Linked DNA regions of Homo sapiens: region 2 is linked to region 1. The links are chromatin loops, found by intact Hi-C in ENCODE. Cell type or tissue: natural killer cell. All regions are shown on one strand. Links, peaks and the distances in the headings refer to the core of each region. The heading gives the core; the rest is flanking DNA.

The links. Hi-C counts contacts between places; a loop is a spot of excess contacts. Peaks named below come from ENCODE experiments on the same cell type or tissue, not always from the same donor. Only the 100,000 strongest peaks of a DNase experiment are listed, where the experiment ranks them.
Region 2: a loop joins it to region 1, with 12 times the contacts of the local background. A loop is called at or near these places in 3 of 110 quality-filtered maps.

The regions. Positions count from the first base shown.
Region 1 is chr9:7,967,358-7,983,856 of GRCh38, forward strand. No RefSeq gene overlaps it. Among named protein-coding and RNA genes, the nearest start is that of DMAC1, 180 kb to the left of the region's middle. RefSeq lists an enhancer at 9,394-9,503. In natural killer cell, for the core only: no CTCF peak of the experiment used is centred there; DNase peaks (open chromatin) are centred at 7,454 and 9,204; H3K27ac peaks cover 3,159 bases.
Region 2 is chr9:7,871,171-7,887,669 of GRCh38, forward strand. No RefSeq gene overlaps it. Among named protein-coding and RNA genes, the nearest start is that of DMAC1, 80 kb to the left of the region's middle. RefSeq lists enhancers at 8,456-8,956, 8,957-9,457. In natural killer cell, for the core only: no CTCF peak of the experiment used is centred there; DNase peaks (open chromatin) are centred at 8,581 and 8,911.

The sequences.
Region 1 (16,499 bases), core at 5,114-13,113:
CTCTAGGCTGGATGAGAACGTTAAGCCAGAGGAAAGCAAGGTTTTAAGCACATGAAATGTTCTGAAAGGGGTCATATGCTCGTGCGCCTCTCTCCAACTGAGACCAGGCACTGGGACTTTAGAATCCAAGATCAGTCTGGGAGGTCTAATGGTGGCGCTGATCTGTGCCTTGCTTCCTAATTGAATGTTGAAGAGGCAGCCAGCCTTGGCTTTCTCCTCTGGGTCACATAGAGGAGTTGAGGTGACTAGAAAGTCTCTTAGTCAACAGGAAGTAAGCTTATGAAGTTCCTCTGCCCTAGACATGGTATAAGGATGCTCAGAACTTTCACCACGGACCTGAGAAGCAGTGTAGCTATAGCCCAGAGAGCAGGGGCTTACAAGTCTTTTCAGTGTGAATAGAAAAGTGTAATGACCATGTCTTTTATTTTCTATGTTTTGATCCTTTGACACCTAGGCCCTTGCTGACCCTGAAGGAACTATCCCAACTAGGGCTGGCCAATTCCTAAAGATAGTAAAAACCTTGCCAGCTCAACTAGCAGGCTTTTAAAATGCAAACCAACCAATCCAGATCCCACATTCCTAACCACCTCCTTTTAAAGGTGGTTAGGAATGTGGGCTCTGGATTGATCTCACATTCTGAGACACTATTCACCTGAACTAATTACCCCAGGGCCAGGTACTAGATAACTAGGGACAGCCCTGACACACCAGAGTCCACTGAAATCATTCAAACTGGCCAATCCTAAACCTGTTTAACCTGCCTTACCTGTTTCTTCCAACGGAAACCACAATAAAGTATCTTGCTCACAATTCCTTTCTCTCCCTCTGCCTCCTGACTAACCCTGGTGATTCCCCATGTGTCCCCTCGCACCATAGCATGATGTGCTCCTCCTCTTGGGATCTGTGAGTATAACAAATTATCTCATCAATGTCAATCATCTCCTGATCTGTTGGCCTTATCCTACCTCAATAATAAATATAATATAGGCATAATAAAACCTCTATTAAAAAGGGAGTGAATTGTAGGTCAATAAGCAGAAATCAGAAGGAATATTAAGGGCAGTGGGTAGACAAAAGCAGACAACCAGTTACTCTTTTCCACTAATGCATTGCGCTACAAGAGCCTTCCAAAACTCAGACACAATTGGGAAAGGAAGGAAACACCTTGAGTTGATGGAGAAAACACTAAAGTCAATGAGATAATCCCAAATTGATTATGGAGAAGCTGAGACAAATCTGAACTGGCTGAGAATTAGTTTTTAGTTTTTTTAGTTTTAGTTCTACATTCTCCACTCACCAGAAAGCAGAAATTATTTTAAGTTAAAGTAAATAACATTATATTTCCTGTGCCTATGAACTTGTAGACTGCAATTGGGATACGAGTATGGATGGAAGAAAGATTTGGTAAATAAGTAAAGAACATAATTCATTGCACCAGAGCAGATGTTGGCAAACTATAGGCCACAGGCCAAGTTCAACCTGTTTTTGCAAATAAAGTTTTGTTGGAACAGAGCTACAACTATTCATTTACATGTTATCGATGGTTGCTTTCCAGCTACAAAGACAAGTTGAGTAGTTACGACAGAGACCATATGTCCTGCAAAGCTTAAAATGTTTACTATCTAGCCCTTTACAAAAAACTTTTGCCCTGAACTAGAGTACACCAGAGTACAACATCAGCAAAAGCTAAATTATTATTGTGACTGTGCTCTACTGATATACAGTTGTTTAAATTTCTCCTTTTGAGATTGGCCCTAGAATCTGGGGTAAGTAGGCCAGTGGCAGAAATTAAGAGAAATATGAAAAATAGAAACATAAAATAGGCAGGACATATTACAGTTCCTCTCTGTGCTCCTCACATAATCCTTTTCATGTGTTAGGTGTCTATTTAATACTTGATGATTTGATTTTATATCTGGAAAGTGCATGCTTTGAATGATCTGTGGGCATCCCCATCTGTGAATTACAGTGGTTTCATTCCTATCTGTGAATGTAAATGAAAGTAGTTTTAGTAATTAGGTATCTTGGCCAGGCGTGGTGGCTCACGCCTGTAATCCCAACACTTTGGGAGGCTGAGGCTGGCGAATCACCTGAGATCAGGAGTTTGAGACCAGCCTGGCCAATGTGGGGAAACCCCGTCTCTACTAAAAAATATAAAAATTAGCTGGGCATGGTGGCACACGCTTGTAATCACAGCTTTTCGGGAGGCTGAGGCGGGAGAATTGCTTGAACCCTGGAGGCGGAAGTTGCAGTGAGCCGAGATCATGCCACTGCACTCCAGCCTGGGAGATAAGAGTGAAACTCTGTCTAAAAACAAAACAAAACAAAACAAAAGGTAATTAGTTATCTTATCCTCTGAGTCCAAGTTCTCCAAGGAAAAGAGCATAGGTGGTAGGTGGTACAGGTCTTAGTTTTTATTTTGTCACACTTTCTGAATGATTTTTTATAAGTCACCTTGACCAGCACTTCTCAATGGGGGACAGGGGTGGGAATATTTTATCTCTTTGCCCCAAGGGACATTTGACCATGTCCAGAGACATTTTTGGTTTTCACAACTCGGGTAGTGGTACTATAAGCAGGATCTAGGCAGGTGGTGCTAAGGTTTGGACCATAATCCTGAACACTATGATCCTGAATGCTGAAATCCTGAAAGACCAAAATTCCTAAAATCTAAAATCATGAAAATCACAATTCTGAAATGTCAAAATACTGAAAATATAATTCTAGGAAAAAATAACTTTATAAATTTTTTATAAAATTTGCATTTTAAAATGTTGGTTTTACTTACATTTATAAAAGGTGGTTTATTTGAGAAACATAAAATATGACAGAACACTTCATAGGCTGCTTTATACATAAAAGGGACAGTAATAACATGTATATTTTTGCAAGTATAAACACTCCAGCATGCTAGCAACAGTAGCATGAGTATAACAGTTATAAGCAGATGAATTTAAGAATAGCCTATATAACTGCAGTCATCTGAAAAACCATGACAGACAACCTAAGACTTTTGATGAGACTAATCAAAAACTGAGATGAGTCAGGACCACATAGGCAGATGCTCAAAGAGCCAAGATCTTGGGGCATTTTATCTTTCACGAATGCAGATGTTCAAAAAGAACGTCCCTTCATTGATTGAGGAAATTGTAAAGTTTTTACATATACACACAATACAAACACACTATATCAATGTTGTTATATTTGTCTAATCAAATTTGCAAAAGATGCATACAAGAAATTAGAACTCTTTAAAAGTCTTTACACAATGTATGCCTCCAATATTGAAAATGATGTGAAGGTAAAATACATAGTATATCGAACTGCAAAAAATAATGCTGACAATTTAAAATAGTGGGGGAAAACACTAAAAAAGAAAACAAAACACTAAAAAGAAAAATTAGCATATGAAAACTGTATATTATAGGGATGGATTATAGGCAAATTGCATAGAGGTCGCTCCTAAGAGCTGGCCAACTTTCCCCATCATTAACTGTATTTTGAAGACTTGCAACACAATAAGTAACTGCTTTCTTCCTCTTAGGGCGTGGTTCTTCTCAGAGAATACATCACATTCATTTTCTACATGGCACTGCTGTTTCTGAAATTTTTTTATAATTCAGTATGAACTGACATAAGCGTTTTCTATTACATTTTCCCATATTCTGTGCCATACTTCTACGTTGTTCTGGGCTCAAGGAAATTCATTTTACATGTGCTCATATATAGACCACAAATTTGGCAGAAACAATACTGGTGATGGAACAGCAACACTGTTGCATAAGTGACTTCTTATCCTACCATGCACATAATTATTTTCTAACCAGCCAGTAACTTCACTGGCTTCTTCAGGAAAATGCAGCTTTAATTCATTAAAAGCTCCTGGAATGTCATCAGCTGGAAGGGTTGCCAATGCTGGCAAATGACTCATTTTTAAACTGAAGTTTTCCTTATTGTCATATCATGTGGCCAATCCATTCATCTGAATTTTCTGTTAAATGCATTGGGCTGAATGAAAAAGCAAAATTTATTGGTTAACAACTTGAAATGTTCTTTTAGAAGCCTTGATCACACTTAATTTCAAGTCTGTCATTATAGTTTGGGGATTCAATCAGCTGTTAGGGATTTTAGACTTTAGGGGTTTATACTTTAGGGGTTTCGATCTTTCAGGATTTCAACATTTGGCATTATGACATTCAGCATTGTGTCTTTGGGATTATGATTGGCACTGGATGGGCTATAAGTGAGTTGAGACGAGAGACATTGCAAAACATCTGATAGGGCACAGGACAGCCCCTACGATGAAGAATTATCTAGCCCAAAATGTCTACAGTGCTGAGATTGAGAAAGCTGGATTTAGACTCTTTGAGGTTCAGTTTCCTACATGTGTGTATGTATACTCACCTCACCATAGTTCTTGTGAGATAAAATAAGATTGCTATGTGAAAAGTCCCATATAATAAGCATTATCCTCATTATTCAAGATAAATAATAATTTATTCTAAAAATATTCATTGTGAAACACTAAGTATTCCTATCATCTTATTCAATAGGCTACCACCGGCTCTTTTACCAGATTAATTTCATTTTACTGAATAAAGATCAAAATTAAATACATCCTAACCTGTGTTCTCACATCTCAGTGAACACAACTTTATTTTAGTTTTTACCACATTATATTAGTTACACATCTCTTTATGTAAACTATTTTTCTCCTTGAGAGTATGGATTACACTTCACTTCCCATGGTGCTATTCCAAAGTTGACACTCAGTAAATAGTAGAAGTATTGTTATTTGAAATGTTCAGTTATGAATGGATATGAATTGTTAAAACCATCATATTACTGAAGAAAACCTTCAACTGCAAGTCACTGCAAGCTTGACTTAAGGACCCAAAGAAAAAGAGCAAGAAGTCTGAATCTGGACATTGATTGTCATGGACCCAACAATGTCAGACATGAGATATCAGGACCATCTTCTCTCTGTTTTTTTGCTTTTCCCTTAAGGCTGGCCTTTCACTTCAGTTCTAGGTATCATAATGTACTCAAGATAGAAAGTAGAGGAAAGTGAGAAGTGTTGCTTTGGCTGCACCTATACTTTAATTTCAGAAAACCAAAACTTTCTTAGAAGGTTCCCTGATTCTGTCTACATATCACGAGCTGGCAGTTGGTTACACACAAATCTCTCTCTGCAAAAAGGGCTTAGAGAGTATATGTATTTCCAGTCTCCGTATTGAAATGTTCAGGGGAAAAGGAGCTGATAATGGCTTTTGGGAAGCCATCCATCCCTACAAGCTTTCTTGAGCATTCTGGACATAGTACTCTATTTTGAAATGAATATCGTGTTCATGGAGTTAGGATTTAAAAAGGGGAATTACACATTTTAAAGTGCTTGGAGATCTGAGAGATATTGACATTTTAGTTAAATGTGAAAACTCCCCTGCTGCTTTTTTTTTGAGACAGAGTTTCATGCCCAGGCTGGTCTCAAACTCCTGGGTTCAAGTGATCCTCCTGCCTCAGCCTCCAGAGTAGCTGAGACTACAAGCACATATCAGCATGCCCATCTTCTCCCTCTAATTTTATCTTCCCATTAAATAGAAAATGAGCCTTGAGAGGTTTACTGTCAGGCATAACAAATACCAAGAACACAGAATTGTTTGATGTTATGTTTTTAAAAAGTATCAATATGTTAATAATCTGTTATTTTAAAATAAAGTCAATAATAAAGAGGTAATAGAGGACCTGTGTCATTTAGGAGGACTATAGTATGCAATTCCTTTTCTCATCTGAGAGATAGTTCCTACTGATACAGTATTGTAAGAATATAGTGTCTTTGCTTTGATTATGGACTCTAAAAAGAAAAACTCCTTCTTTCCATGGCTTCAAAGCAGGGCACAGGCAGTCATAAAACTTAGTATCCGCCAGCTGCATCGTCCTACCTGGGACTTCAAGTTCCTTAACAAAAGTAGGAGGAGGGTTTATTCACGGTAGTTGCGTGAGAGTAACCAGTGGCAGGTGGCTCTCCAACAATGGTGGGGTGTCTCTGCCAGGCTGTTCCCTTTAAAAGATCCTTATGTTTACTATGTTCCTTCTGAAACAAAAATTCTTTTCTTTGTTTAAGAAACCAAAATCAGATGTAGGTTTGCAAACAAGGCCGTGATGGATACTGCAACTATTGGTAGATACACATTTTTCTGTTTGCAAAGTTAAATATAGTCAAATAGAGTTTATAAAGTTGAAGGACGAAAACAGATTTGCATCTTACAGGTTTTCTTTTCTACTTGCAAACCGAAAGTAGATTGTTAGTAATAAGATTGTAATAAGATTGTAAGTAGTAAGATTGTTAGTAATAAGTCAACAACAGGCTCCAGAAAAAAATGGAAATATAAATGGTCCCCAATTTGGCATTTTGGAATTTGAGGCTTATATAGTATGAGCAAAATAAACTCCTCCTGCTTCTATGAATTCTTTGCACTTTTTCTCTATAATTCCTTATCAAGCAATGGGTTTGTCTGTTAACCAAGACTATACATAAAATGTATTCCCGTAGTTCCTTTTATTACATTTTTTCTTTGTTGTTACTAGTGGAGAAGCTAACAAGAGCAGAATTTCCTGCCCAACCGTAGCAAATACAGAAAATCAAAAAGAGAAGCTTTGATACAGCCAGTGTAGATACAGCTAGGACGTCATGAATCAGAGCTCCCACACACGATGATAATGGAAACATCTTATCCATATCTGATTTGCTCACATATAGTTATTTAGACAACAAATTTTACATTCCTGGATAGGGAGCCTCCGATTTGATTTCAATCTCATAGTCCAGGTAGGTGTAAAATGACTGCCAAGCCAGCAGACATAAATCTGTATTATCTCATTTTCATCACAGTCTCTGCATTGGGAAAAAAATGTGAGTGAAAAGACATTTTCTCCCACCTTGTTAAGTACACAATTACATAGTTTAAAGAAGATAAGAATTTCAAATTGTTAGAATGATATCATTATTCAAATGATTCCCTGAGAACTTCAAGTATTCCCCTTCCCCCAAATGTAGGCAGGGCAAAATAGAACCAGTAGGAATGAAAAATGTTAATTGTTTCAGGTTCTGTAATTTTGGGTTTAATGACTCAGGCTATGTGCTACTGAGTAAAATACTCATCTGGAGAAAAAGACTGTTGCATGACATATTTCTGATTAAGGACAATTTAAACTAATTCTAAGAAAACTCTTACATACTGCACATGCCATAAAATAAGCAATCCATTTAGAAGCCAAATGAACACATATGAGCAAAGTGGGTGAATTACGGCTGCCTTGGGAGCCTTGGTGTTACTTCTCCTTACGCTTGTAGGCTTAAATGATTGCTGCAGCATAGATATTGACAAATGGATATAGTTACACAGTGAGGCCTCGTGGGTTGACACAAATGCTGGTTGCTGTGAAAATACTCAGCAGTCGGAGGAACAGGAAGTGTCCATGGCTGCATTTGCAAATTTGTTCAGTTGCTCTCAAATTGCTAGCTTTCTGATGTGATCTCTGCTCATTTCCCCCACCCTAGCACCTGCCTCACTCTAGCACCCGTTTATGCCATTGCCCCCAAAAGAAGCCTTGCCATTTGACCAATTGTCCCATGCCCATTTTCAGACACCTCAGAATCTCTTCTCCCATCTCCGCTGTAAACTCAAGTTTCTTAAACCTTTCCAGAGCAAGTCCAGTCCAATCCAATCACATTGTTCCGTTGGGAATATCTTTGCTAATGGCAGCAGTGGGTGGAGAGAGGTCCTTGCCGTTATTTTGTCAATGTGTCTTGATCCTGTCTTTTCCAATTAATGATAAGTTCCTTGATGACAGGACCCATCTCTTTTTCCTCCTTCACTTCCCACAGTGGCCATAGAATAAATATAGACAGTATAGCCTATTAGGGAAAAGTGATTTACACAGAAATGAAGCATTCTTACTTTTTATTTCCAGTTGCCCAAAGACTTAGCAAAGTTGATCCTGCTACCTAATGAGGCATCTCTCATTCCCACAGTCTCTGCCTAGCTCCCCGCATATTAGAAAAATGTGACAATTTACAACTTTGTTGGGGAGCTAGGAACATTCGTTCCTGGAGCAGGTTAAACTGTTAGCAGGGTGGAAACTATTTCTTCAAACTAGATGTAATCTGCAATTCTAGTAAAGCACTTAGCAACAATTCCAGTTGATCCTCACTTGTGAGTTTATATGCGTAATACCCACAAGGGCCGTACCCATGTTTGTTTTGTTTATTTTTGTATCAAAAACCTTAGCCTAGAAACTAGTGCAAAGGAGTCGAAGACCCTGTCCATTCATATATTCAGCAAATACATTGAGCACCCACACACCCACAAAGTGTGTGTCTTTTGTTCACTGCTGTCTTCCCCATACCTAGGGAAGGTAGGGACTGCCTTCTTGGTTAACTTCTGGCTCAAAAAAAGTAAGAGCTAAGAATTAGCAATGCTTACTCTGTGCCTGGCACTTTTTAAAGTATATTACATGTATTTTAGATGTTTAATCTTTATAGTATCCTACAAATTAGGGATTATTAATATCCTTATTTTTACAGATGTGAAAATTCAGACACTTTTCTGCATAAATATGTACATAGTACTTATGTGTTGTAATATACACATTACAATATAGCATATATTTGTCATATAACATAACATGTATATGCACATAAATACATACTATAATACACATAGCATATATTATATGTAATACATATCATATATACATATATACATGTACATATGTTCATGTATTGATATAAACATATATTCACACACATACCCATATAACACTGATAAAAATGAAGTTGCTCTAGTGTAAGCGTGATGGCAAGAAGGGCTGAAATCTGCTGGCCTTTCGTCTTGTCGTCACCCATCCCCTCCATATCCTCTAAGGCACTTTCTCAGAGCCCAGTTTGAAACCACTCATCTAGCCCTTGTCTCTCATTTTACATTTGAAGAAAGTGAGGCTCAGAGAGGGAAAGTGACTTATTTAAGGTCTCACAGCTTCATTAGCTGTGGGCTAAAGGCTGAGCCAAGACTAGAATGCCCCAATTTTCAGATAAAAAAAGCTGAAGCTCAGGGATATTGTCATTTACCCATGAGCTCACAGGCAGGAAGTGGTGAAACTATCATTAAACTACGGTTGGCCTTGTTCTTTTGTGGTTTCATTTCACTAAGCCTCTGACACCCTGACCTCAACTTCCTTCTGTAGATATGTCACCTGGCCTCCTTCAGTCTAAGACACTACACACTGGCCACACACTTTGTCATCCTCATAGACTGACAACCTGCTCTCACATACCCTGCTTTCTTACTGTGTAGGCTCTCTTTTCTTGCTCAGAATGTCCTTCCCCACTTCTTCATGTGCCAACTCCTAGTCATCCTACAAGAACCACATTCACTTTAAGTTTCTTTTGAAGCCTTTTCAGTGTCCCATACCCTGATCCCATTACCTCTTCTATGTATGCAGGGCTTGCTTCATGCTTGTGTAACCCAAGGGCCCTGCATTTGATTTAACACATTTTAAAATTCTTAACAATTTATGAAAAAGGAAACCCATATGTTCATTCTGCCCTGGACCCTGCAAATTATGCAGCCAATCCTGTGTGTGTTTTTTCATGTTGCGTAGACTCTATTACAGTCAGTAACATATTGAGAAAGAGTGTGTGTCTCCTCTGATAGTCTATGAGCTCCTTGAAGCAAGAGGCTTGTCTTAGTCATTGCTGTATCCTCACACCAGACTCTACGGGATGCTCAGGATTCACCTGTTGATCTGTGAGGAAGCCCAAGGCTCAGTTAATGCCCCCCACCCTCCTTCCATAACAGTCTCCTGATTAGGAAACAGTGCTTGACCTCTAGACAATCTGAGTATCCACTCCAGGAAGTGGAACATTGCCTTCCCAATGTTGAAACTGTTAGCACTCAATCATGTTTCAGGAACATATAGAAGGTATGTGCCTATTCTGCTTCAATTGCTTTCCAAAATAAGTATACGAAAGTGGATAGAAAATATTTTAGTTTGATGAAGTAAGAATGTTATGAGGCAAAAGGAACTGACTTATCCCACTGGGTGGGGATTAGGTCTGGAATAAGATTGCACCATGACTAAAATGACTTCTTTAGCCAATGACATTCCTGAAGATTGGATCAGAGTAAAGTTAAACTAACCTACTCAAGGAAGACTTTCCTAAATCAGCCCCTTTGCTGTATAATTTAGTATGGAGAGCTGATTGTGGGTTTTTCTTGTTTCATTGTTTAATACATAGAGGTTTCACATTTCATTTTGAAACAGAAAGAGGGACTGGAAGAGATAAGTTAGTATGAGTGAGGAAAAGATTAGAAGGTAGAGATAGGATCGCAATGCTGTTATCACCTTTGCTTTATTGATAATCTCAGGAAGGACTAGACTGCTAAGAAAGAGGAGCCCAGATTGGAATAAAAGAGACGATGCCAGGATCAGCCTGTGAGAGGATGTCTCACTTAGTACACCTCAAGGATCATGTCAGCTGAGCATCTATACCCCGCGTGATGAATATTGCATACAGACTCTGCCTTCAAGTCATCCCCCATTCGACAAGCATTTATTTAAGGTTCTTACATTCCAGGACTTGTACTAGATGCTAGAAACAAACAGATAAGGAAAACGTAGGAAAATGCTTCTCTCAGGAAGCAATATTGTATATGAGTGGTGAAGAGCTTCAAATCTGGGGCCAAACTGCTGGGTTTGAAATTTGGCTTGGCCACCTACTGGCTGTGAAATCTTGGGCAACTTTCTTAATCACTCTGTGCCTCAGTTTCTTCATCTGTAAAATGAAATAGCCATAGTACTTATTACAAATAGGTAATAATTAGTGAGAATTAATTTGAGTCAATACATAAAAATGACTCAGAATAAAAGACCAGCTAAGAATATATACACACATACTTAGCTACTTATAATCTAGTAGGAAAGATGGGTATGTTATCAGAGGACTTACCATGCAAGACATTTGAAGACAAATCCCTGAAGTCTAGAGTGACACATCACCAATGGCTGATTGAATGCCACTGAGGTCATCAGCAATGGTAATGGAACACCTAAATATGACACCAAATGGACACCATAATAGCCTTAATCTCTGGAAGCTTTCAAATCACACTATATGGTTCTGGAGGCACTTAGACTGTCCACCTTCCATGGATGATTCTGGTTAGAAAGGAGGCAATGGGCAATGGCAAGGAGTGAGGGGAGAGATAGGGAAGTTTGCCTATGGCTCCTCACTACAGGGCCACATGGGAGAAGGCACAGCTAGGACCTCTTCCATTATGTGTATATATGGAAGTAGGGAAGGACTTCCCTTAATCTCTTATCTCTTTGTTACTTTGTGACAGTGCTTCTTTTTTTTTCTCTTTTTCCTTCTTTTTTTTTGAGACTGAGTCCCCCTCTGTTGCCCAGGCAGGAGTGCAGTGGCGTGATCTTGGCTCACTGCAACCTGCCTCCCTGGTTCAAGTGATTCTCTTGCCTTAGCCTCCTGAGTAGCTGGGATTACAGGCACAGGCCACTACGTCCAGCTAATTTCTGTATTTTTAGTAGAGATGGGGTGTCACCATGTTGGCCAGGCTGTTCTCGAACTCCTGACCTCAGGTGATCCTCCTGCCTCAGCCTCCCAAATTGCCAGGATCACATGCATAAGCCACTATGCCAGGCAAATGGTGTTTCTATCTCAATAAATATCAACAACAGACACCGAAAGTCTAAAACAGAAAAAGGTGGAAATTACTTTTCTTTTTTTTTTTTTTTTTGAGATGGAGTCTCACACTGTCGCCCAGGCTAGAGTGCAATGGCGTGATCTCGGCTCACTGCAACCTCGGTTTCCTGGGTTCAAGTGATTCTCCTGCCTCAGCCTCCCAAGTAGCTGGGATTACAGGTGTCTGCCACCATGCCCAGCTAATTTTTTTTGTATTTTTTTAGTAGAGATGGGGTTTCACTATGTTGGCCAGGCTGGTCTCAAACTCCTGACCTCATGATCCTCCTGCCTCGGCCTCCCAAAGTGCTGGGGTTACAGGTGTGAGCCACTGTGGCCAGCCGGAAATTACTTTTAATAAACTTCTCCAGTGGCTCCCTAATGTCAAGCAGCATATGTAATTACATTGGGACAAGCACTGCGTCCTGGAACTAGCCTGAATAGCCACACTGCTATGGCAAGAGGTCATCCTGGTTGGTCAGGCTTCTTCCAAAACATGAGAAATATTGACAGCGGACAGAGTGCCATTGTCTGGCTGTGAAAATGTTTCTGTTGTTTATGAGTTAATCTGAACTGTTCACGAATGAAAATGCCGTTAGTCCTCTGAGTCTGGTTTTTCTTTCTCACCCCTTCACTTTGGAAGACAGCCTGCTTTCCAATGAAATTCACATCCTAGATAAGACCGTTGCTGCACAGGCAAGATAGCAGACATCAAGGCTTACGGGCAATGGAAGTTATGACCAAATCAAAACCACTGCTCTGTGTCCTGTCCAACAGAGATAGGACATTTATATTCATATTTGGCTAAGTTTCTCAATCAGTGATTGATGAACTAAAGCTCATCTTCATAGTAAGGTGATGTAATTTTCCTCTTTGGATGATATTTGCATTGTAAATCTGTTAGAAGGCAGGAATGGCACAGTCTCACTGTGTAATAATATCTCAAAGCAGAGCTATAGTCAGAGGGAATTTTTTTTAATAGAATCTGAGAAATAGTGCATTTCATATAAAATTTTGAAACAGATTGGGTGGGAGAATGCCAGATAACTAGTTATTGCAGGAGTGGGGGGTGATGAACTGTGGAAACGGATTTAGGCTCTTTCAAATCCCCAAGGTTCCCTATGCCAACGTGTGGCTATAATGTGGAAAATACAGCAACAGGGAACCCTGAACACTCAGATCCTAAATGCCTTGCAAATAATCAGATGTGCTTTTTCTAGAAAGCCTCATGATTTTCTTAGCTTAGCTATGAAAATGGATTTCATTTTACTTTTTTCTAAACAAGTCTTTCCACTGAATGGCAACTTTAGTACTCAAAGGCTTCTGTCTTGGCCTCTTCATTGTAATTTTAAATCAGTTTTAACGGGTCAGAATTCTAAGCCGAGAGTCATTATTTGGGAAAAATTTTCTCAAAAATTTTTAGCAAGAAATGGACACATTTTTACTTAATTCTGAAAAACATCTTTTTCTATTTGCCTTGATTAAATTTCTTTTGAGTCTTAAAAATAACATTTACACTGTTGGGCTTGCAAACATTCTGCAGATTTTCTTTGTAACATTTATACATATTACTCCACTGTTTGTTCAGCCACAGAAGTGGCCTTTCTTTGGGCTTTCTCCCCACTTTAGTTTTAGCCAAAAATGAAGTGCTAATCCCACGTGGTGGGCAGACATGTGGCCTGCTCCTCCTAAAAACCTCAGCCACCAGCCAGTGTGATCAGAGGGCTTTAAAATGTCTCTTCAGGCCCAGGTGACAGACTGGGAAGTGGATTGTGAAAAACCAGGAATATCAAACTCTGTTTTTCTCTCCATGTTGGAAAGCATTTGTCCTCTGAGCAGAGGTGAGGAAGGGCCATTTTCTCAGGTCCCTACTAGCAGCATGCCACATTCTGCCTTCATCTTGATGAACATCTGTCTGCCCCTACCTGAAAGTGATTTATTGAAAAAGCCTCAGTGTGTGTGCTTCCAGGAAAATGCAGCTGCTCTACTCCCACACTGCCTTGGTGAAGAGCACCCTCTGCATGGAGCTCACATTATTAATCATTAGAGAAATGCAAATCAAAACAGCAGTGAGATACTATCTCACACCAGCCAGAATGGCTGTTATTAAAAAGTCAGAAAATAACAGATGCTGGCGAGGTTGTGGGGAAAAAGGGGAATGTTTAGATGCTGCTGTTGGGAATGTAAATTAGGTTAGCCATTGGGGAAAGTAGTTTGGTGTTTTCACGAAGAACTTAAAACAGAGCTACCATTTGACTCAGCAACCCCATTACTGGGTATCTACTCAAAGGAATATACACTCTCCTCCTATAAAGATACATGCATGTATATGTTCATCACAGCATTAATAGCAAAGACCTGGGTTCTCAAATTTAAGGGAGAAAGTCCACATAATTGAATGATGCTCCAGTCCTGTGGAAATAGCCTGAGACCACCCAAATGATAGCAAGCAAAGGCTATTTATTTAGAGCTTGCTACAGCATGCTGTCAGCTGCCAGCATTTGTGTTTGACAAAAGATTGACAGGCAGGCAGGGGAGTGGGAAAGCTGTATAGTAAAGGGAAGGCCCCAGGTGCACTCTGATTGGAGTTTGTTAACATGTGAAGCCAAGACACTAACTAGAATAAGGACATCTCATGTGATTGATTAGGGAGCGTACCGGACTTCCTCTGATTGGGCCTGAGTTGGAAGGAGGGAGTTGGAGACAGAGAGATAGAAACTGTCAGTTATTGACCAAGTCTTGACCTTTCTGGACCAGTTGCTGTGGAGGGTGTGGGTTTAGCTTGCTGGGCTTCTTATGTGGATTGGAGTTTATTGTCATATATGGCCTGGCATTGTCCATCTGAGTATTCAGTCTCTCAATTGGTATGAAGGAAATACTGACATGTCATTAAGTGTAGAGCTGTGCTGTTCAGTGCAGCAGCCACCTTGCGTGGCTATTGAGCAACTGAAATGTAGCTGATCAGAAATGAAATGTGCTGTGACCGGGCGCGGTGGCTCAAGCCTGTAATCCCAGCACTTTGGGAGGCCGAGGTGGGCGGATCACGAGGTCAGGAGATCGAGACCATCCTGGCTAACATGGTGAAACCCCATCTGTACTAAAAATACAAAAAAAAAGAAAACCAAAAATTAGCCAGGTGTGGTGGTGGGCGCCTGTAGTCCCAGCTACTCAGGAGGCTGAGGCAGGAGAATGGCGTGATTCCCGGATGTGGAGCTTGCAGTGAGCAGAGATGGCACCACTGCACTCCAGCCTGGGGTGACAGAGCGAGACTCTGTATCAAAAAAAAAAGAATTGAGATATGCTGTAAGTGCACAATATGCATGCATTTCAAAGCTTCTATATAAAAAAGAAAAAAATATCATGAATAGTGTTTTAATATTTAGTACATGTTAAAATGATAATTTGGAGTCTATATTAGATTAAATAAAAATATTAAAATCAATTTCACTTCTTTCCTTTTACTTTTTTTAATGTGGCCAGGAGAAAATTTTAAATTTTATTCGTGGGTCACATTTCTGGCTTGCATTCTATACTGATCGGATAGTGCTGGAAAAGAGGATTGATACATTAAACAAGGGCTGTGGGTGGTGTTTCTCCTGGGAAATCCTTTACAAATCTTCACATAGTATAAATACATTTTCTGTGTAAGAGCAGAGCAACTTATAATGAGAAGGTACTTTTGGGGACCCAAAACCTGAGGATAAAGGAATTACCTGTTCAAAATACTATTGTTTAAAAACTTTATAGGTTTGACTCAACATTATCTTTGGGAAAAGCCCGTATTTGGTTTAGGAAATCTTTTTAGTGTACCTTGTGTTATACGAATAATCAAATAATAGAAGAGAGGGCTTGAATGGAGGAATCTCTTACCCTACCTGGTATTGGAAACTGAAAGTTTGCTTTTCTGAATTGATGAGATTATTGTGGTGTTGCGATTGTTCTCTTTTCTCGAGAAAGGAGCTAGGGGACAAAAACAGGAAGAGGAGGCTGAGACGCAGGGGAAGAGGTTCTGAGGACAAGGGTGGCCCAGCAGCACAGCATGGCAGTCAGATGGGAGCTGAGGAGGGAGCTAGCTCTAGGGGACCCCTTACAGTGGGACTTGAAGAGAAGTGCCAATTAATAACCAATGCTAAGCTCTTCTCCCTTTCTGCCTAATAATTCATTTTTTATATTTTCAAATCTGTAGCAAAGTCAGGCATTGGGATTGGGCTTGGCACTTCCTTGGGGAAAGAAAGAAGAACTGCATCCGCATTTTAAAGGATTGCAGCACATTCATTAAATCCTCCACTTTCTTCCAGCTCCTTTGTAATGCTATTTGTTTCAACACAAGTGTTTAAAATAAGACACACAATTTTAATACCTTTAGACTACCCACTATTGTCTTCCCTGAATCTTTTTCTATTGGCTCAAGAATGCAAAACTGTAGCAAGTCTCAAAGGGTTCATACTGTTGAAAGGTTCGCTGTAGATTAAAAATAGCACCGTAGTTTATCTTCGGCTGCTGGGGTATTGGTTTACTTTTCTCACAGAAACAGGCTTTAATTACGGAGCAAAGAATAAACTGGACTTGATTGCTCCCCGGAAAGACTGACATTTCAGTCTCTCCCACAAAATACTTATTGATGTTGATGTAAGAGGAAGAGAAGAGTCAGAATACAAAAGAGCTTTGTGTTGCCTGCAGTTGGGAGGCATCCTTTGTCTTCCCAACTTAGCAGTTTTGATATGGAAGTCAACACAAGATAAAA
Region 2 (16,499 bases), core at 4,381-12,380, 97 kb before region 1:
CATGAGATAGGTATCCTAGTGGGAGACAGAACCAGGGTCAGGAAGATGAGAATCTCAAAGGTATAGAGTTCTTATTACTTAGAAATAAGTCATTGAGGAAGCCTTGTGGAGAATAAAAGAGTGATCTTTTCCCTCCAAAATGCTCATGATTGCAAAAATGGCAAATGAAACTGAAATCTAGAACTTTCAAGAGATAGACTCAACATGGGACAAAGCTGAGACTTCTAGGTAAGGCAGACCATGGTGAAAGAGGGCACCAAGAAGAGAAAATTCTCACCCCTATTTCTAAATGCCAAAGAAAATCCTCTCAACACTATTGTACTATTGAAGAAGTTGACTGTGCACCTGCAAATCATGATTCTATTCAATAGTTATTTCCTCATAAATGTGGAACATTTTGAGATGATAATGACAACTTCCCTGAGATTATTTGAGTGGTCCTGGCCCAATGCCCACTTTGTGAACATGATAACCCCAGTAAAATAAGATCTGGGGAATTTTTTGACTTTAAGGAACTTTGTTAATGCCATCAAATTCTCTCTGGTCATACTTGGTGAGCACATGTATAAGCTGGCCAGTGAGGTGGACCACAATTTTCTGCTTTGGCTACAGTGGCTGATCCACCTCCTGGACAAGATGGAGTCCATTCTGCTTCTTAGCTAGCTCAGTGCCTTGGATGAGCTCTTCTCGGAGTCTCGGCTGCTTGATAGCTTTGCCAAGCCCCTACAAGATCCTCATCTTCTGTCGAATCCCTTAGTTTCTCTAGCTGTTCAGAAAAATATTGCTAATAACATGGCCTGGGCTCACATCTTGGGAGATTAAGTGGCTATAGCAGATTCTGAAGGTCCTAGAAGCCTTGGCTTCATGACTGTCTCTTCTATCCTCCAGAGCTTGTGAAGCAGTGTGAAGGGGGCTTGCACTTGAGGACAGAGAAGCAAGCAAACATCTGCAGGAAAAGCCAGCATCTGACTCAAAGAGAGACTTTTCCTGCCCAACTTGCTCAGAAAGCAGTTTCTTCACTGAGTGGAGGAAGTAAATGTATTTCAAACTGCAGGTAGCAACCCGTTACTGGGTCAAAAATCATCTTAGTGAGTCATAGTCAATATATTCTCTTTTAAATTTATGTATGATTTCTCAAGATCTAAAAATGTATTTCCTAAAACTAATAAGATACTTTTTATTGACTATTTAGCATTTTGACTATGTGTCACTTTTAGAAAGAAGAATTTTGCCAGATCCTAAGGGTTCTCAGGCCTGTCTGTGAACACCTTCAAGTTAGGTGTCTTACTGGGTGACAGACCAGGCTTAGGGAGATAAGCACTCAGAATTGAGAGAGTAAATATGTTATGAATTCAAGCAGCCAAACATGGAAATATTATCTCAGAAACATCAGTAAGTGAGAACTTGGGAAGATGTCTTTGCAATGCCTACCACCATGCTGTACAATTCCACACAAAACAAATGACTGCCCTTCTCAATGTTTATAGAAGGAGCTCGTTCTTTTACAAGGAATATGGGGAAGAACTGATTAACAGGAAACAGTTGACCTCTCTACTGGAATCTTAGATATTCCTTTTGATTCCAGAATCTGTAATGTTTCGTACATCTTATCACCAAACCAATATCAAAATGGGGAAATAAACATGCACTGAAAGATTTTTACAAATCAGAAACGTTTATGTTGTTTATATAATTTAATCTCTATAATAATCTTGGTTAGAATGTATTATGCTTATTTACAAATGTGCACCCGGTAGCTCTGGAATCTAAGTAATGTACTCAAGGGCACCTGGTTGATGGGTTGTAAGGGTGACAGCCACTGCAGCACAAGCTCCACAGACTTTGTTTTCTGTATCGTGCTCTCTCTGTAATCACAATTAAAGGATCTAGTTCACCTTCTTTTGATATTGTTTATTTCTATGTTTTTTTTTTCTGTATGTTTGGTTTTGATCATGGGACTATTGGTTTCAGATTATCTTGCAGGGCCGCAAACTATGAATACCAGTGTCAAAAGGTACATATCTATCTAGTAACTCCCTTCTGGACTCTTTCTTAAAGCTTTGATTTCATGAAAGAAGGAGCACCCTTCAAGACATTTTACTGTTACAGGTTTGCACAAACCAAAACAAATCGTTTGGAATCTTAGTTTGAAGACTGACTACCTTAAGAGCCAGTGTCCATTATCACTTGAATTAAATTACGTTTCTCCACAAGACAAACACTTTTGTCTAAAAAGAGTAATGTGGTGTGTAGCTCAGTGAATACTTCACTCCATTCTAACAATGTGTTTAAATTCTTCCATCTTCCATTATTCAGGACCAAAATATCCTCTCAGCAGATTATCTAAACTATCATTTCCTTCTATCTTTCTAATATTTGCTCATCTTACTACTCTTTCTGTAGTTGGGGCTGCTTGGATGTCAGTAAAAAACCCAACTCCAATCCATTCAGACAAAAAATGGAGCTATTTTAAGGATACATCTGTCCCCCTGGGTATGGAATTGGGAGATTCACTGACAGCTTCCCTCTTGGTCTTTTTCACAAGCTGCATAATCTCTCTCTTCTATGCTTCTATCTGTTCATCTCCTCCACCATCCTTTCTGTGAGTAGCTTCCTTTTCTGTCTTTTTTATTTTTATCTTTATTCATTTATTTTTTGGAGATGGTCTTGCTCTGTCACCCAGGCTGAAGTGCAGTGGTGCGATCTCAGCTCACTGAAACCTCCACCTCCCAGGTTCAAGCGATTCTTGTGCTTCAGCCTCCCAAGTAGCTGGGATTACAGGCATGTGCCACCATGCCTGGCTAATTGTTTTGTATTTTTAATAGAGGGGGGGATTTTGCCATGTTGGCCAGGCTGGTCTTGAACTCACGACCTCAGGTGACCCACACGCCTTGGCCTCCCAAAATGCTGGGATTACAGGCGTGAGCCATTGTGCCTGGCCAGTAGCTCCCTTTTTTAGAAAACTTTTTTAAAAATTATTTTCTAAAATAACTAATTGTTGGAGTCTGACCAGCATTAGCTGGTTAAGGGGAAGTGTTTCTTCACTGTTTCGTAGTATATCTAGTAAATGAGAAAGTCAGTGTCAAATGTCAGCACAGATTTTTCTAAAATCGTGTTAATTTCTTCATGACAGAGTACAGAGTGAAAAAAATTGATTTGCCCATCAAGAAAGCTATGTTAAATTTTCAGTAGATCCAGATGTGCCACCCCTAAACCCCTGCGAACATCTTTTCCACTTATTCAGCTTTCTGGGCATTACCAAAGCAGTCCCTATTCAAGCAATGTAAATAGGTAGCTGTGGTCACCAAGCACCTGCTCCAGCTCTAACTGGCCAGGTAAGCTCACCAAGGTCAGAACCAGGAGGAGTTTAAGGAAAGCATAAGATAAACATTAAGAGTAGCATTTCAATGACAGAAATACACTATTAGTATTACTGAAGTTCTGATATTGCCAAATAGAAATAGTTGGGGAATGATCCTCCAGGCATCGGCTCTAAGAGTCTTGAACTTAGTGGGAGCTTGCTTTGGTACTGTCTGTGTTTGCTGAGCCAGGCAACTGAAGGGGTGCCTTGGGCACTTGGCAGAGATGTCAGTTTGGATGTGTCTGGCACTTAGGGTCCTTCAGTTTAGTCACAGGGCACTCTCCAGTGCATTGCAGCTGTCCTTGAAGTTTTTCAATTTGAAAAAGTGCTCAGCAGGAAAGAGGTATTACCTTCTAATGGATGGGGTTGGGAAACAGGATGACATATTTAGCTGACCTGATTGTCATAGCCAAGTAGAAAGATGCTGCTTCCTGATAAAAATAAGTGCTCACTCTGGCCAGAGATTGCTTCACAGAGTATACTGTTTCATGGTCGTCTAGTGGAATATCAAGAAAGGCCTTGTAGGCACTCTTGAAAGGATACTAGTGTTTGGGAGATCTACACAGTAGGAGCTAAAATGCTCATCCATTAGGAAGTGGAGCCACTCCTCTGTAGTATGAAATGGAATCTCAAAGGTACTTAGGTTGGCCAGTGCTTTCATACTGTAGAGGTAATTGTTGCTGTATTGATTTTCCCAGGTCGTCTGCTCTAGCAAACTGCCATCTTAATCTGCAAGAGCTTGAGTTAATGCTTTACATTCTGTTTCCTAGAGAGTTGAGTGTCGATTTCCTCCTTCAGGAACCTGGGTATTTTCTCCCACAGTGCATGAGGTACTTTTAAAGATTTCATTTCAAAGTGCTCAACTGTCTTGTCATAAATGAATACATTTAACAGCATAAGCATCAGATGTCATTATCAGTATGATAGTCCCTCAGTCAACCAGTTTCTTGTTTTCCCCAGAGCTTGCCTCCTTATTCCTGCCCTCATCAAGGCAATGACTCCAGGCTCCACTGCCATTTCTTAAGAAGGACATCCAAGGCAAGACTTGTCTGAAAATATGGAGACGAAAGTGACAGGGTGGAGAGTCTGGGAGAAAAAAGATATGTCTTACTGCTTCTGATATGGTTTGGCTCTGTCCCCACCCAAATCTCATCTTGAATTATAATCCCCACCATCCCCACATGTTAAGGGAGGAACCCTGTGGGAGGTGATTGGATCATGGTGGCAGTTTTCCCCTTGCTGTTTTCATGATAGTGAGTGAGTTCTCACAAGTTCTGATGGTTTTATAAGTGTTTGATAGTTCCTTCTGTGTCCATTCTCCTTCCTGCCACCTTGTGAAGAAGGTGTCTTGGTTTCCCTTTGCCTTCTGCCATAATTGTAAGTTTCCTTAGGCCTCCCAGCCATGTAGACCTGTGAGTCCATTAAACCTCTTTCCTTTATAAATTACATAGTCTTGAATATGTCTTTATAGCAGTGTGACAATGGACTAATACAGTAAATTGGTACTGGTTGAGTGGGGTACTGCTATAAAGATACTTGAAAATGTGGAAGTGACTTTGGAACTGGGTAATAGGCAGAGGTTGGAACAGTTTGGAGGGCTCAGAAGAAGACAGGAAGATTTGGGAAAGTTTGGAACTTCCTAGAGACTTGTTGAATGGTTTTGACCAAAATGCTTATAGTAATATGGGCAATGAAGTTGAGGCTGAAGTGGTCTCAGATGGAAATGAGAAACTCATTGGGATCTGGAGCAAAGATCACTCTTGCTTTGCTTCAGCAAAGAGATTGGCAGTATTTTGCCCCTGCCCTAGAGATCTGTGGACCTTTAAACTTGAGAAAAATGATTTAGGTATCTGGTGGAAAAGAATTTCTAAGCAGCAAAGGGTTCAAAACGTGACCTAGGTGCTCTTAAAAGCATTCAATTTTATGCATTCACAAAGAGATGGTTTTAAATTGGAACTTATGTTTGAAAGGGAAGCAGAGCACAAAAGTTTGGAAAATTTGTAGCCTGATGATATGATAGAAAAAAAAATCCATTTTCTAGGGAGAAATTCAAGTCAGCTGCAGAAATTTGCATAAGTAATGAGGAGCTGAATTTTAATCACCAAGACAATGGGGAAAATATCTTCAGGGCATGTCAGAGATCTTGGCAGCAGCCCCTTTTATGACAGGCCTGGAGGTCTAGGAGGAAAAATGATTTCAGAGGCCAGGCCCAGGGCCCCCTACTCTGTGCATCCTCAGCACATGGAACCCTGCATTCCAGCTGTTTCAGCTTCAGTCGTGGTTAAAAGGGGCCAAGGTATAGCTTGAGCCATGGCTTCAGAGGGTGCAAGCCCTAACCCTTGGTATCTTCCATGTGATGTTGAGCCTGCAGATGCACAGAAGTCAAGAATTGAGGTTTGGGAACCTCCGACTAGTTGTCAGAGGATGTATGGAAATGCCTAGATGTCTAGGCAGAAGTTGGCAGCAGGAGCCGATCCCTCATGGGAAACCTCTGCTAGGGCAGTGTGAAAGGGAAATGTGGGGTTGGAACCCCCACACAGAGGCCCTACTGGGGCACTGCCTAGTGGAGCTTTGAGAAGACAGCCACATCCTCCAGACCCCAGAATGGTAGATCCACTGACAATTTGCACCATGCACCTGGAAAAGCTGCAGACACTCAATGCTAGCCTGTGAAAGTAGCTGGGAGGAGGGCTGTACCCTGCAAAGCCACAGGGACAAAGCTGCCCAGGGCCATGGGAGCTCACTTTTTGCATCAGCATGATCTGAATGTGGGACATGAAGACAAAGGAGATCATTTCAGAGCTTTAAAATTTAATGGCTGCCTTGCTGGGTTGTGGGCCTGCATGGGGCCGGTCACCCTTTTGTTTTAGCCAATTTCTCCCATTTGTGATGGGAGCACTTATCCAACACCTGTCTCCCATTCTATCTTGGAAGTAACTAACTTGCTTTTGATTTAACAGGTTCATAGGTGGAAGGGGCTTGCCTTGTCTCAGATGACACTTTGAACTTGGACTTAGAGGTTAAAGCTGGAATGAGTTAAGACTTTGGGGGGCTGCTGGGAAGGCATGATTGTGTTTTGAAATACAGGACATGAGATTTGTGAGGGGCCAGGTGTGGAATGATATTGTTTGGTTGTGTCCCCATGCAAATCTCATCTTGAATTGTAATCCCCTTAATCCACAGGTGTCAAGGGAAGAACCTTTAGGTTGGATCCCTTTAGGATGGATCACCTTTAGGATGGATCATGGGGGCGGTTTCTCCTTTGCTGTTCTTGTGATGGTGAGTGAGTTCTCACAAGATCTGATGTTTTTTTAAGGGTCTCTTCCTCTTTTACTCTACACACTTTTTTCTCTCGCCTGACACCCGGTAGGATGTTCCTCTTCCCCTTCCTCCACGATTGTAAGTTTCCTGAAGCCTCCCCCATCATACAGAACTGTGAATCAATTAAAACTTTTTCCTTTATAAATTACCCAGACATGGGTATGTCATTATAGCAGTGTGAAATACATCTTCCCCCTGACAAGAGACAGAGGCAGCAATACAGCAAGGATTGCAGGCATTAACTTCCTCCTCAAGGGTCAGGGCTTCTCTTTCCCCACAAGTTTGGTGTGTTTTGGCTTGCCATAAATGCACTCTGCTCTTTCAGCTTGTTTTTCCAGAATGAATCATTATAGCGGGATTTGTGTTTTTCCTGGTTTAATTTCTCAGTGGAGAGAATCCGATTAGCTCCGCTCAGCCTAGCAATGGGTTTCCCTTAGGTCAAGAGCTTGCCCTTAATCAGTTGTGGACAGATTACAACATCAGGGTACCATGGACACTTGGTAGAGAAAACTCCAGGAGTGGGGAAAAGGACTGAAATTAGTGAAATGAGGTCTCTGATTTATCTACATTAATTAAATTTCTCTGATAGAAATGATCAAAAAATTAAAAAGCATAAAACCCAAATCTCATTTATAAGTGACTCCAGTGATTTATCGGTTAGTTATGGAAGTATGCTGACTATATAACATAGCACCTTACCTGAAGAAAACAGCTCTTTTGGATTTGTTTTTACTGATTTTCATCATGTCAAAGAGTGTGATAAGTTTTGGGAAATTTAATAAAGGTATGTTAGTGAGAACAATGTGTTCCTGTCAGCCATAGTCCCTTAATAAGGATCTTGAAACAAAATTTCTTTAATATCTGAGTTACAAGGAAATGTGTATTTCTTCTAACTGTGTTGACTTTATAATGTGGACATTTCCCCTCTTAAAAATGATTGTTTTTTTCCCTTCCTTTGGCTCCTAGGAAGCTCAGAACCAACTTTGTAGACCACTTACAGCAAGTGTATAGTATCTTAAGATGTGCATTCCTGTTGGCTCATCTTCCATATGGCTTTATTTTATATTTCTCTCATTGTGCCCATTTTCCATGTGTAATCTCTTCTCTCACTGACTCAGATGGTCCCTGTCATGTCCCCAGCAACTTCAGTTCCAAAGACACCCTCAAGGCCTTACTCCATCCACAGGGAAGGAGAGCTCTAAAATAGTTCAAAGTGAAAATGGAATTCTTAGGCTACCTAAATTAGGTTGCCATATTGTTTGTAGAAAGGTGGAGTTTTAATGAGAGGACTAACCAAATTAGAGCCCAAACAAAATCAGAGACATTTCTCCCACATCATTTTAATTTCCTCATTTTCTCTTATCTTCCTCTCTTGTCTCCCGAGAATTGGTATGGTGAATCAAGGGCTGGAAATGACTTCTGTTTGGGAGGTACCCTGCATTGGACAGCCAAGTAGAAATCTGAACAGGATTTAGAGAAAAGGAAGGTTAGATCAGCTGCTCATGCTAGTTTCTGGACTCTCCTTTAAAAGGAGCCAGGGTTACTTGGTGCACACCATAACTCCAGTTATGCTCACCAGCTTGATTGGGGCAAAGCTCTAACTAGAAAAGAAGAAACTGTGCAAGCTTGAAGCGTGCCTTGTACCTCTGATCCTCAGGCCCTCATGGTGGTGCCAGGCAACTGGAGCAAGTATTTGGATCCCCACTGCAGAGAACATGTATAAAAGCCACAATTTCTGATGGGCAGGGCCAAGATGGCCAACTAGAAGCAGTTGTGATCAGAGGCTCCCAACAAAAAGAACCATAACAGCATGTGAATCCTGTAACAACAACTGAGGTATCCAGGTTCTGTCATCACAAATGACTAGGCAGCTGGCATGACTCATGGAGAGGAAGGAAGAGCAGTGTGGTGTGACTGCCAACCTGAGAACCACATGGGGCAGGGATGCCCCCACCCCCCAGCCAAGGGAGGCAGTGAGTGAGTGTGCTACCCAGCCTGGGAAAAAGTGCTTTTTCCATAGAACTGTGCAACCCACGGATTGGAAGATCCCACTCATGAGCTCACACCACCCGGGCCTAGGGGTCTCAACCATGGAGTTGTGCAGATTCTCAACAGCCATTAAGCTAGAATCTGCTTAAGCCTGCTGAGCTCCCGGGGGAGGGGTGACCAGCACCACAGCTGCGGCTGCCTTCTGTCTAAGCCGTTTGAGCTCCTTGGGGGAGGTGTGACAGCCAACACTGGGTCTGATCAAAGCCTAACACACTAAGCTCCTAGGGTGGGGGAAGGGCAGCAACCCTCTCTGTAGCTTCAGGCTGTGCTTTTCCCCTGCTGGAGCCAGGGAGGCTAGACGGCTTACTCCCAAGAGGTATCCCCTACAGTCCAACACACCTGCTGTGGCAGATTGCAGGGTGCCTCTTCAGGCCTGACCTTGACCCATCCCTCCTTACTGGGTGGGACCTCCCAGCAGAAACTCCGAAAACTCCAGCCAGGGGCTCAGGTACAGAACTCTGGTCTCCCTGGGCCTGAGCCCCTAGGGAGAGGGGTGGCCACAGTCTCCACAGACCAGCAGACTTAGTCTTTCCTCCTGCTAGTTCTGAGAAATCTGGGCAGCACAGACGAATGGGTTTCCCCCCAGCAAAGCACACCCCCTCCACCAAGCGACAGTCAAAGTGCTTTGTTAAATGGTTCCTGCTCCCCATGCCACCCAACTGGGTGAGACCCTCCAACATGGTTTGTCAGACACCCTATACAGGAGTGTTCCCACTAGTATTAGGTCAGTTCCCCTCAAGGTGAGAGATCTCAGAGAAAGGAGCAGGCATCCATCTTTGCTGTTCTCCAGCCTCCTCAAGTGACATCTCCAGGTATGGTAGTGAACCAGATGAATAGGGCCTGAAGTGAATCACCAGCAAACCACAGCAGCCCTACAGAAGAGGGACCTGACCATTGCAAGAAAAACAAACAAACAGAAAGCAACAACAACAGCATCAACAGAAAAAAGTCCCTACAAAAACCCCATCCAAGGGTCAGCAACCTCAAAGATCGATACTAGGCAAACTCATGAAGATGAGAAAGAATCAACAACAATAACAAAATATGCTGAAAACCCAAAAGGCCAGAGTGCCACTTCTCTAAATGATCACAATGCCTCTCCAACAAGGGTGCAGAACTGGACAGAGGATGAGATGGACGAATGGCCAAAAGTAGGCTTCAGAAGGTGGGTAAAAACAAACTCTGCTGAGCTAAAGGAGCATGTTCAAACCCAATGCAAAGAAGGTAAGAACCCTGATAAAAGGTTACAGAAGCTGCCAACTAGAATAACCAGTTTAGAGAGGGACATAAATGACCTGATGGAGCTGAAAAACACAGCACGAGAACTTCATGAAGCATACACATATATCAATAGCTGAATTGACCAAGGAGAAGAAATGATATCAGAGTTTGAAGAACATCTTGCTGTAATAAGGCATGCAGATAAGATTAGAGAAAGAAGAATGAAAAGGAAGGAACAAACCTCTGAGAAGTATGGGCCTACGATTGATTGGAGTACCTGAAAGTGACGGGAAGAGTGAAACCAAGTTGGAAAACACACTTCAGGATATTATCCAGGAGAACTTCCCCAACCTAGCAAGGCAGGCCAACATGCAAATTCAAGAAGTACAAAAACATGACTAAGATACTGCACGAGAAGATCAACCCCAAGACACATAATCATCAGATTCTCCAAGGTCGAAATTAAGGATAAAATGTTAAGGGCAGCCGGAGAGAAAGGCCAGGTCACCTACAAAGGAAAGCCCATCAGACTAACAGTGGACCTCTCAGCAGAAACCCTACAAGCCAGAAGAGAGTGGGGTTCAATTCAACATTCTTAAGGAAGAAAATTTTCAACCCAGAATTTCATATCCAGCCAAACTAAGCTTCATAAGCGAAAGAGAACTAAAATCCTTTCCAGACAAGCAAATGCTGAGGGATTTTGTCACCACCAGGCCTGCCTTGCAAGAGCTCCTGAAGGAAGCACTAAATATGGAAAGGAAAAAAACAGTACCAGCCATTGCAAAAGCACACCAGAATGTAAAGACCAATGATACTATGAAGAAACTGCATCCAGTGTGCAAAATAACCAAATAGCATCATGATGACAGGATCGAATTCACACATGACAATATTAACCTTAAATGTCAATGGACTAAATGCCCCAATTAAAAGACACAGACAGGCAATTTGGGTAACAGTCAAGACCCATTGGTGTGCTGTATTCATGAGACCCATCTCATGTTCAAAGATGCACATAGGCTCAAAATAAAGGGAGGAAGGAAAATTTACTAAGCAAATGGAAAGCAAAAAAAAGCAGGCGCTGCGATCCTAGTCTCTGGCAAAACAGACTTTAAACCAACAAAGATCAAAAAAGACAAAGTAGGGCATTACATAATGGTAAAGGGATCAAATCAACAAGAAGAGCTAACTATTCTAAATATATATGCACCTAATATTGGAGCACGCAGATTAATAAAACAAGTTATTAGAGACTTGAAAAGAGACTTAGACTCCCACACAATAATAGTGGGAGACTTTAATACCCCACTGTCAACATTATACAGATCAACAAAGCAGAATATTAACAAGGATATTCAGGACTTGAACAAGGATATTCAGGACTTGAACTCAGCACTGGATCAAGTGGAACTAATAGACATCTACAGAACTCTCCACCGCAAGTCAACAGAATATACATTCTTCTCGGTGCCACACGGCACTTATTCTAAAATTGACCATATAATTGGAAATAAAACATACCTCAGCAAATGCAAAAGAACTGAAATCATAACAAACAGTTTGTCAGACCACAGGGCAATCAAATTAGAACCGAGGATTAAGAAACTCACTCAAAACCTCACAATTACATGGAAATTGAACAACCCGCTCCTGAATGACTCCTGGGTATATAATGAAATTAAGGTATAAATCAAGAAGTTCTTTGAAAACAATGAGAACAAGAGACAATGTACCAGAATTTCTGGGAGACAGCTAAAGCAGTGTTAAGAGGGAAACTTATAGCACTAAATGCCCATATTAGAAAGCTAGAAAGATGTCAAATCAACACCCTAATATCACAATTAAAAGAGCTCACATAAAGTATAATAATAATAAAATTAAAAAAAAGAGCTAGAGAAGCAAGAGCAAATAAATCCAAAAGCTAGCAGAAGACAAGAAATAACTAAGAGCAGAGCAAAACTGAAGGAGATAAAGACACGAAAAACCCTTCCAAAAAAAAAATCAATGTATCCAGGAGCTGTTTGTTTTTTAAAAATTAACAAAATACTTAGACTGCTAGCTAGACTAATGAAGAAAATAGAAAAGAATCAAATAGACACAATAAAAAATGATAAAGGGGATATCATCACTGACCCCACAGAAATACAAACTATCATCAGAGTATAGTATAAACACCTCTACCCAAGTAAACTAGAAAATCTAGAATAAATGGATAAATTCCTAGACACATACACCCTTCCATGACTAAACCAGGAAGAAGTTGAATCCCTAATAGACCAGTAACAAGTTCTGAAATTGAGGCAGCGATTAATAGCCTACCAACCAAAAAAAACAGCTCAGGGCCAGATGGATTCACAAGCAAATTGTACCAGAGATACAAAGAGGAGCTGGTACCATTCCTTCTGAAACTTTTCCAAACAATTGAAAAGGAGGGCCTCCTCCCTGACTCATTTTATGAGGCCAGCATCACCCTGATACCAAAACCTGGCAGAGACACAACAAAAAAAGAAAACTTCAGGCCAATATCCCTGGTGAACATCGATGTGAAAATCATCAATAAAATACTGGCAAACTGAATCCAGCAGCATATCCGAAAGCTATTCACCATGATCAAGTTGGCTTCATCCCTGGGATGCAAGGCGGTTCAACATATGCAAATCAATAAATGTAATCCATCATGTAAAGAGAACCAATGAAAAAAATCCACATGATCATCTCAATAGCTGCAGGAAAGGCCTTCGATAAAATTGAATATCTCTTCATGTTAAAAACTCTCAATAAGCTAGGTATTGATGGAGCATACCTCACAATAATAGCTATTTATGACAAACACACAGCCAATGTCATACTGAATGGGTAAAAGCTGGATATTCCCTTTGAAAACTGGCACAAGTCAAGGATGCCCTCCCTCACCACTCCTATTCAACACAGTATTGGAAGTTCTGGCCAGGGCAATCAGGCAAGAGAAAGAATTAAAGGCTATTCAAATAGGAAGAAAGGAAGCCAAATTACCTCTGTTTACAGATGACATGTTTGTATATTTAGAAAACCCCATCATCTCAGGCCAAAAACTCCTTAAACTGATAAGAAACTTCACTAAAGTCTCAAGATACAAAATCAATGTGCAAAAATCACAAGCATTCCTGTACACCAAAAATAGACAAGGAGTGAGCAAAATCATGAATGAATTCCCATCCACAATTGCTACAGAGAGAATAAAATACCTAGGAATGCAGCTAACAAGGGAAGTGAAGGATCTCTTCAAGGAGAACTATAAACCACTACTCAAAGAAATAAGAAGAGGACAACAAACAAATGGAAAAACATTCCATTCTCATGGATAGGAAGAACCAATATCATGAAAATGGCCATACCGCCCAAAGTAATTTGTAGATTCAATGCTGGTCAAACTACCATTGACAGTCTTCACAGAATTAGGACAAACTACATTAAATTTTATATGGAACCAAAAAGAAGCCCATATAGCCAGGACAATCCTAATCAAAAAGAACAAAGCTGGAGGCATCACGCTACCTGACTTGAACACTCACCAAAACATCATGGTACTGGTACCAAAACAGACATATAGACCAATGGAACAGAACAGAGACCTCAGAAATAATGCCACACATCTACAACCATCTGATCTTCAACAAACCTGACAAAAACAAGCAATGGGGAAAGGATTCCCTATTTAATAAATGGTGCTGTGAAAACTGGCTAACCATGTGCAGAAAACTGAAACTGGACTCCTTCCTTACACCATACACAAAATTAACTCAAGATAGATTAAAGACTTAAATGTAAAACCCAAAACCATAATAACCCTAGAAGAAAACTTAGACAATACCATTTAGGAGGTAGGCATGGGCAAAGACTTCATGACTAAAATGCCAAAAGCAATTGCAACAAAAGCCAAAATTGCCAAGTGGGATCTAATTAAACTAAAGAGCCTCTGTACAACAAAAGATACTATCATCAGGGTGAACAGGCTACCTACAGAACGGGAGAAAATTTTTGCAATCTACCCATCTGACGAAGGTCTAATACCCAGAATCTACAAGGAACTTAAACAAATTTACAAGAGAAAAACAACTCCATCAAAAAATAGGCAAAGGTTATGAACAGTCACTTCTCAAAAGAAGACATTTATGCATCCAACAAAGATATGAAAAAAAGCTAAGCATCACTGATCATTAGAGAAATGCAAATCACAACCACAGTGAGACACCATCTCACACCAGTCAAAATGTCAATTATTAAAAAGTCAAGAAACAATAGATGCTGGCAAGGCTATGGAGAAATTGAAACACTTTTATACTGTTGGTGGGAACGTAAATTAGTTTAACCATTGTGGAAGAGAGTATGGCAATTCCTCAAGGATCTTAGAACCAGAAATACCATTTGACCCAGCAATTCCATTACTGGGTATATACCCAGAGGAATATAAATCATTCTACTATAGAGACATGCACAAGTATGTTTATTGCACCACTATTAATAGCAAAGGCTTGGAACCAACCCAAATGCCCATCAACCATAGACTGGATAAAGAAAATGTGGTACATATACACCATGGAATACTATGCAACTATAAAAAATAATGAAATTATGTCCTTTACAGGGACATGGATGAAGCTGGAAGCCATCATCCTCAGCAAACCAACACAGGAACAGGAAACCAAACACTGCATGTTCTCACTCATGAGTGGGAGTTGAACAGTGATAACACATGGACACAGGCAGGGGAACGACACACACCAGGGCCAGTCAGAGGGTGGAGGCTGAGGGGAGGGAAAGCATTAGGACAAATAGCTAATGCATGCAGGGCTTAAAACCTAGGTGACAAGTTGATAGGTGCAGCAAACCACCATGGCACACGTATACCTATGTAACAAACCTACATGTTCTGCAATTGTATCCCAGAACTTCAAGTAAAATAAAACAAAAACCCACAATTCCCTTATCTATTTATCTAATCCTGTTAGATTGCATTTACTTTTACAAACAGCCTCAAATTCCTTGGTGAGAAAAACATGACATGTACACATGAATGAAAGAATAGAGGACCCTGATGAAAATGCAGGTAGAATAAGCCCTGTTGATGCCAATGCTCTCCCACGTGGTGGTCTGTCACAATGCCTGAAATCCTGGCATTAGAGATCCTTCTTTGAAATGAGTTACTTTCTCCAAAACTCACGGTCAAAATGAGCACATTTTCTCCCTTCAACACATTGGTGATTTATAATTGTACCTTTAAATACTTTTTAAGCTGAAGGCCCTTTACAAATTTAAGGAATTCTATTATCAGTGCCATAATTTTGATTAATGTAGATTAGATTATCGGTATCTTGGAAATCAAAAGGAAGGACCCTGGCACACTAGGGTGGAGAGCAGATAAATCTTATAAGCTTCATTAATGAAGCTCAAAGGGAAACCTGGGAATGATTGAGACAAGTTGTTCATATGTTCCTGGTATAGAGCAAGCTGTGGGGTAATGAGGCCATTCAGACGGGAAGATCACCTCTCCACAGGAGGCTAAGTAAGTCATGAGGAGTATGAATCCTAGGGCCAGATTTTCCGGTTCAAATCCTGGGTCTGCCACACACTGGCTGCATGATCTTGGGCAAAAGACAACTTTTCTGTGCTATTTTCCCATCAGTGAAATGGAGACAAGAGTAGAATGAGCTTCATAAGGTAGGCTTCAGGACCGAATGAGTTGACATTAGAAAAGTGTTCAGAGCAGTGCCTGGCACATAGTAATACCATGTTGGTTAAATAAAACATGGAAAAAAATAAAGTGGTTCAGAGAAGGGCTGGGTATCATGGAAGTCATGAAATGCTTGTGATTTTAACTCTAATATAAATGTATTTTTCCATTTTAAGAGACATATCTATGAAACAGAAGTATAAGATAAATGAATATTAAAAGTGGGGAGTTTAGTATGCAAGAGTGCATGAATCCAGTGGAAGAGACAGAAAAACAGGTTTTAAAGAAAATGCAGAATTTGATGACAGATGGAGTGATAAGATTTTTTTGTTTGTTTGTTTTTTTAGAAGAACAGGTAAGATAGTTCTTGAATGCCAAGAATTGTGGTTACTCAAGTGCAAGTTCCTGTTGTTTATGGAAAACTGTCCTGGGCCTGTTGTGAGCACAGGTGTTGAATGGATGTTGATGGACGCTTTTAATGAGTGAACAGTGGCAGGACATAGCATTTTAGGACTTAGAGTCTATACCAAACTGCCCAACAGAAACATAATGAGAGTCATAGATGTAATTTAAAATTTTCTAGCAGTCTCATTAAAAAGAAGTAATGAAAGACAGAATCAACTTTAATAATATGTTTTACTTAAATTAATATATCTAAAATATTATTTCAATATGTAATCAAATTTAAGAAATTAATGAAATTTTTTTACTAAATCTTTGAAATATAGCATGTAATTTATACTTCTAGCACAACTTAATTCAGACTAACCACATTTCACATGCTTAATAGATGAATGTGACCAGAAGCTATGGTATTGGACAGAGCAGTGCTGGACC